Regions from separate parts of the Homo sapiens genome. Here region 2 is linked to region 1. The links are chromatin loops, found by intact Hi-C in ENCODE. Cell type or tissue: endothelial cell of umbilical vein. All regions are shown on one strand. Each heading gives the region's core, and the rest is flanking DNA. Links, peaks and the distances in the headings are about the cores only.

Region 1 (2,875 bases), core at 132-2,631:
CTCGGGTCAGAGGGTGAATCAGCTCATGCTGGCTCCCTTTCTGAGAGGCTCTGGGGGAGTTATGGGAACTCCTGGCCTTCCTCCTTTCCACCCCCCAACCCTGTCCTCATTCCCCACCCCTCCAGGCCAGGCCCAGCTTCTGCAAGGGCCTGATGAGGCTGCTCTGCCCCTGACCCAGGCACCACTGCCCCATGTGCGTCCTCATCTGCCATCTACCCTGTGCCCAGGGACTTACCCAGTGGCCCGGCGTCCAGTGGGGAACTTGAGTACCGGCCGTGCACAGGGGCTGGGGGGCCTTCTGGAAACTCCCTTGTCAACTCAGCCAGCCGCTGCTGACTGGCCACCTTCAGAGACCCTCTTCCCCACACTGGCTACTTAGATACCGGCCTTGGCAGAAGGCCACCCCTCCGGACACCCACTGGTTTAAAAGAGCCCAGGGGTCTGGCCCTGCCTTAGGGCTGTGGTGGGTGTGCTGCAGGCTCAGCTCGACAGGTGCTGTGGGGGCAGTCTAGGGTGGCCCGCAGGGTGGGGTGTGTGGGGGTGATTGGGGGATTCCTGGAATTCCAAGAGCTGGGAGCCACAGCACTTTTGATGGGATGGGGGCAGGGGGTGCTGAGGTGAGGCTGGTTTCTGGCTGGACGGTGGTGGGTGGAGCTGAGGGAACTGAGATCTTTGAGACAGCGACACCTGGTGCAGAGAAAAATCCGCAAGCTCGGGGGTTGGGAGAGCGCTGAACAAGGCCGCAGAGCTGCTCCGCCATCTCCCCCACGCCTCCTGCCAAGTTCTGTGGCGCCGCGGTTCCCCACCTCCTGCTCCCATCCCCCTGGCTCCCGCCGCCCTGTAGCTCGGCAGGTGCAGTAGGCGCTCCGAGGAGGAGGCCCCTTAGCTTCAAGAAACCCGCGTGGGCGGGGTGAGGAGCGCAGTCCTCCTACTGGCGCCGTGAAGGAGATCGCGATGCGCCGGAGGGAAGGAGGCTGCGGGCGGGGAAGGACGGAGGGCGTGCGGGGAGGGAGAGGAGGGGCTTGCTGGGGGGGGGGCCCCGAGGCGGGGCCGGGAGGGCCGCCTGGAAGAGGAGGTCGGGGGCGAAGGAGGCCGAGAAGAAAGGTGGGGCCGGGACCCCTCGGGCTGCGCCTCTCGTGGGCGTGTCCAGCCAGGGCTGGGGGTCCAGGGAGGACTGAGTTTCCCTCTCCCGCCGTCCTCGCAGCCCCGGGAGGTGCAGGGGCATCGCGGGAACAGCCCCGGTGACACGCTGCCCGGGGTCTTCACGAATGCCCGGAGGCGCCGCTGGCCAGAAGCCAGCCCGACCTTCCATCCCCGCAGACAGCCCCACGTTCCTCCCGGCCCGCGTCTTTCGGGGCCGCCCGTGCAGGCGGGCCCGGCTCAGCGGCGCCCGGGCAGCAGCTGCTTCCATGCGCCGGCTTCCTCCGGGGCTGCTCCGTGGCGGCGGCAGAGGGAAGCGCTGCCGCGGGCGGGCGAGGATCGGGAGCGCCTGAGGAGGCTGCCGCGGGCTCCGGCTGCGCGTTCGGGGCGGGGGAGCTGCCCGGGACTTCGCGCCAGGGGCCAGGGGCCGGCCGCGCTGGGGTCTGCGCTGTGCGGCGCGGCGGGCTCTGGGCGCCTCCTGGCGGCCCAGCCTGGAAGGCGGCGCGATGGGGCGAGGCTCGTCCGCTCCGACTGCGTAAGCGGCCCCACAGGGCGCCTTCCGGAGTCTGCGCGCTCCCGCCCGGCGGTTGCTAGGTTGCCAAGGGGCGTGAGGCGCTGATGGGTGGGGTCTGAGCGAGGCGGGGTGTCGGGTGTCGTGACGATTGAGCCTGCAAGGGCGGACTCTGCGGTGTTCTCCATATCAACAGCCCTGCCAGGAGCCCGGAAGTGGGTCCGCACGAGACAGAATAGACTACACTCAAACTCCAGGGGAACCGTTCATTGGGCTTGGACACGAAGGCGGGACCCTGCCGACGCAGTGATTGGATGCATGTCCGGCCAGCGCGGTGATTGGGTACAGGTCTCGGGAGCGCGGTGATTGGGTACAGGTCTCGGCCAGCGCGGTGATTGGGCGCAGGTCCCAGCCGGCGCGGTGATTGGGCGCTGGACCCGGCCCGTGCCATGATTGGGCTCAGGTTCCAGCCGGAGCGGTAACTGGGCGCAGGTCCCAGCCGCCGCACTAAACCCGGCCCGTGCGGTGATTGGACGCAGGCCCCGGGCCGCGGCGGAGGCGGGCGATCCGAAAGAGGCTGGTGCTGGCTGCATGGGGAGGCGGCGGCAGCGGGTGGACCCCGCGGCTGGGGCCCGGGCCGGGGCCCTGCCTGAGGCCATCGCCGCGTTGAGTCGGTCGCTGCCCTCGGGACCCAGCCCCGAGATCTTCCGCCGCGCCAAGTTCGACCGTCCGGAGGCGGTGACGCTCTCGCGGAGGGCAGGCGGGCCGGGTGGGGTCCCGGGCCCTCGCAGGGAGTTGGGCCGGCTCCGCTGACCGCCCGCTTTTTATTTTCCGCAGACCTCCGCGCTCTGGCAGCTCCTCTTCCGTGTGCTCTCGCCACTCCCTGCGGGCAACGCCTTGGCATCGCTCGCCCTGGGTAAGCCCCGCTCCTGGCCCCGCCCACCCGGTAGCACTGGCCCCGCCTACTCCTGTAAAGCCCCGCCTTCCCCAGTAAGCCCCGCCCCGGCAGGCTCTAGCCCCCACCCAACACTGACCCCGCTTGCTCCTCAAAACTCCGCCTTCCCCGGTAAGCCACGCCCCCTGATGGGCCCTAGCTCCACCCCCTTGGGTAGCACTGGCTTCTGCTCCTACAAAGCCCTGGGGACGTCCCTGTTGGCCCCTGGTCTCCTCATCCTGGTCTGAGTTCTAGCTCTCCCACTATCATCTCTTCTGAACTAGGCCTTG
Region 2 (2,917 bases), core at 116-2,615, 60 kb before region 1:
CTTGGCTTTCCCTTACAGAGTTTAGAATTGGCTTGTTAATTTCTACAGAAACCAAAAAGAAGTGTTTCTTTTTTTTTTTTCTTTTTTTGAGACAACATCTTGCTCTGTTGCCCAGGCTGGAGTGCAGTGGTATGATCTTGGCTCACTGTATGTAGCCTCAGTCTCTTGGGCTCAAGTGATCCTCCCCACTTCAGCCTCCCGAGTAGCTAGGACTACAGGCATACGCCACCATGCCTGGCTAGTTTTATTTATTTTTGTAGAGATGGGGTCTCACTATGTTGCCCACACTAGTCTCAAACCCCTGGCCTCAAGTGATCCTCCTGCCTTGACTCCCAAAATGCTGGGATTACAGGCATGAGCCATTGTGCCCAGCCTCACCTTGCACTTTTATGTGGTAGAAATGGCTTCTTTCCTTGAACTTCATGGGCCAACTTCTGCTAGCTTCAGATTTTTCTTCTGCAGCCTCCTCACCTCCCTCAGCCTTCGTAGAACTGAAGGGAGTTAGGGCCTCGCTCAGGCTGGGGCTCTGGCTTCGGGGAATGTGTCCGCTTTGATTTCCCATCCCGGCACTTCAGCTTTCTCTCTATCAGTACTAAGGCCGTTCAGCTGTCTTATCAGGCTTGTGTTCACTGGAGCAGCACTTTTTGTTTTTTGGAGATGAAGTCTTGCTCTGTCGCCCAGGCTGGAGTGCGGTGGCACGATCTCGGCTCGCTGCAACCTCCGCCTCCCGGGTTCAAGCGATTCTCCTGCCTCAGCCTCCCAAGTGGCTGGGACTACAGGCACCCACCACCACACCCGGCTAATTTTTTTTTTTTTTTTTGAGACAGAGTCTCCCTCTGTCACCCAGGCTGGAGTGCAGTGGCACGATCTCGGCTCACTGCAAGCTCCGCCTCCCAGGTTCACGCCATTCTCTTGCCTCAGCCTCCCGAGTAGCTGGGACTACAGGTGCCCGCCACTATGCCCGGCTAATTTTTTGTATTTTTTTAGTAGAGACGGGGTTTCACCATGTTAGCCAGGATGGCCTCAATCTCCTGACCTTGTGATCCACCTGCCTCAGCCTCCCGAAGTGCTGGGATTACAGACGTGAGCCACTGCGCCCGGCCTTTTTTTTTTTTTTTTTTTTTGGTGACCAAGTCTCGCTCTGTCATTCAGGCTGGAGTGCAGTGGTGCGATCTTGGCTCACTGCCACCTCCAGCTCTCGGGTTCAAGTGATTCTCCCACCTCAGCCTCCCGAGTAGCTGGGATTACAGGCACACACCACCATGCCTGGCTAATTTTTTTATTTTTAGTAGAGATGGGGTTTCACCATGTTGGCCAGGCTGGTCTCAAACTCCTGACCTCAAGTGATCCACCTGCTTTGGCCTCCCAAAGTGCTGGGAATACAGGTGTGAGCCACTGCGCCCGACCCACTTTTAGTTTCTTTCAGGAACTTTTCCTCTGCATTCACAACTGGGCTACCTGCTTGGCGCTGAAGACCAGGCTTTCCGTTAGGGTATCTTGGCTTTCGACAGGCCTTCCTAACTAAGCTTAGTCATTTATTTCCAGCTTTTGTTTTAAAGTGAGAGATGTGTGACCCTCAACTCTTCCCTTCACTGGACTACTTAGAGGCCATGGCAGGGTTGCTAGTTGGCCCAATTTCAGTATTGTTGTGTCTCAGGGAATAGAGAGGCCCCAGGAGAGGGAGAGAAATGGAGGAATGGCCAGTTCCTGGGGCAGTCGGAACACACACATTTATCAATTAAGTTCTTAGTTGGGGTATGGCTCATGATGCCCAAAACAATTACAATAGTAGCATCGAGGAGCAATGACCACAGATCGCCATCACAGATAGAATCATGGTTAAAAAGTTGGAAATGTTGAGAGAATTACCAAAACGTGACAGCAACACGTAGTGAGCACCTGCTGTTGGAAAAATGGCACCGATGGACTTGACTTGATGCACGTTGCCACAAACCTTCAATTTGTAAGAAACACAATACCTGCAAAGCATCATCAAGCTAAGCATGATGCCCGTGTAGATGTTTGGGAAATAATTGGCATCTAAACCAATCTTGGGTCCTCTCGTACAGGGATTGGCAAACTGGCCCGCTGCCTGTTTTTGATGACTCACGAGCTAAGAATGGGTTTTACATTTTTTAATTGTTGAGAAAAAAATCAAAGGCAGAAAACTTCATGACACATGAAGATTATATGAAATTCACATTTCAGTGCTCAGAAATAAAGTGTTATGGGAACACGGCCGCACTAATGGGAGGGATTCCAGTTATTATGTGGCTGCTTTGAGCTACCGTGGTGGGGTTGAATATTTGTGATAGGGACAGGAAAAACTTAACTTTTTCCCAGTCTCACACGTTCAACACAGAACACTTCACCTCTGGTCCCTGGAATGTGTGTGGGGTTTCTCCCTACCAGCAGCCAGTCGGTTATCCAGTGATTTAACCCAATTTTGACACTGCTTACCTGGAGAGAATATTAGGTTCTGCAGCTGAAGGGCTGAGTCCCACAAGACTGTCCTCACTTCTCCTGCCTCAGCCTCCCGAGTAGCTGGGATTACAGGCGCCCACCACCACGCACAGTTAATTTTTGTATTTTTAGTAGAGACCAGGTTTCACCATATTGGCCAGGCTGGTCTCAAACTCCTGACCTCAGGTGATCCACCCACCTTGGCCTCCCAAACTGCTGGGATTTACAGGCATGAGCCACTGTGCCCAGCCTACAAGCTGGTTATTAACAAGACCAATAAACTGAAATCTATAGCCAGACTGACAAAGAAATAGAAGCCACAAGTAACCAACATCAGGAACAACAGATGGGACATCACTACAGATCCTACTGACACGAGAAATGTGTGGCACAGAAAAGGGCTTGGTTGGACAAATTTACAAGGGTTGTTAAACATACAAAGTGCCAAAAGCCT

Evidence for each region. Peaks named below come from ENCODE experiments on the same cell type or tissue, not always from the same donor. Only the 100,000 strongest peaks of a DNase experiment are listed, where the experiment ranks them.
Region 2: a loop joins it to region 1, with 6 times the contacts of the local background. A loop is called at or near these places in 56 of 110 quality-filtered maps.

What each region holds. Positions count from the first base shown.
Region 1 is chr14:105,489,134-105,492,008 of GRCh38, forward strand. TEDC1 (tubulin epsilon and delta complex 1) reads left to right here and starts at 2,113. Exons shown (of 9, transcript NM_001367178.1): 1 at 2,113-2,389; 2 at 2,489-2,567. The coding sequence starts at 2,243. RefSeq lists silencers at 729-858, 989-1,038, 1,049-1,678, 2,069-2,438 and enhancers at 1,449-2,192, 1,769-2,018, 2,193-2,875. In endothelial cell of umbilical vein, for the core only: CTCF peaks have their summits at 716 (motif pointing left) and 1,614 (motif pointing left); DNase peaks (open chromatin) are centred at 718 and 1,908; H3K4me3 peaks cover 1,451 bases; H3K27ac peaks cover 1,621 bases.
Region 2 is chr14:105,428,650-105,431,566 of GRCh38, forward strand. All of the region lies in intron 1 of MTA1 (metastasis associated 1), which reads left to right. Among named protein-coding and RNA genes, the nearest start is that of MTA1, 10 kb to the left of the region's middle. In endothelial cell of umbilical vein, for the core only: no CTCF peak of the experiment used is centred there; DNase peaks (open chromatin) are centred at 1,602 and 2,102; H3K27ac peaks cover 1,436 bases.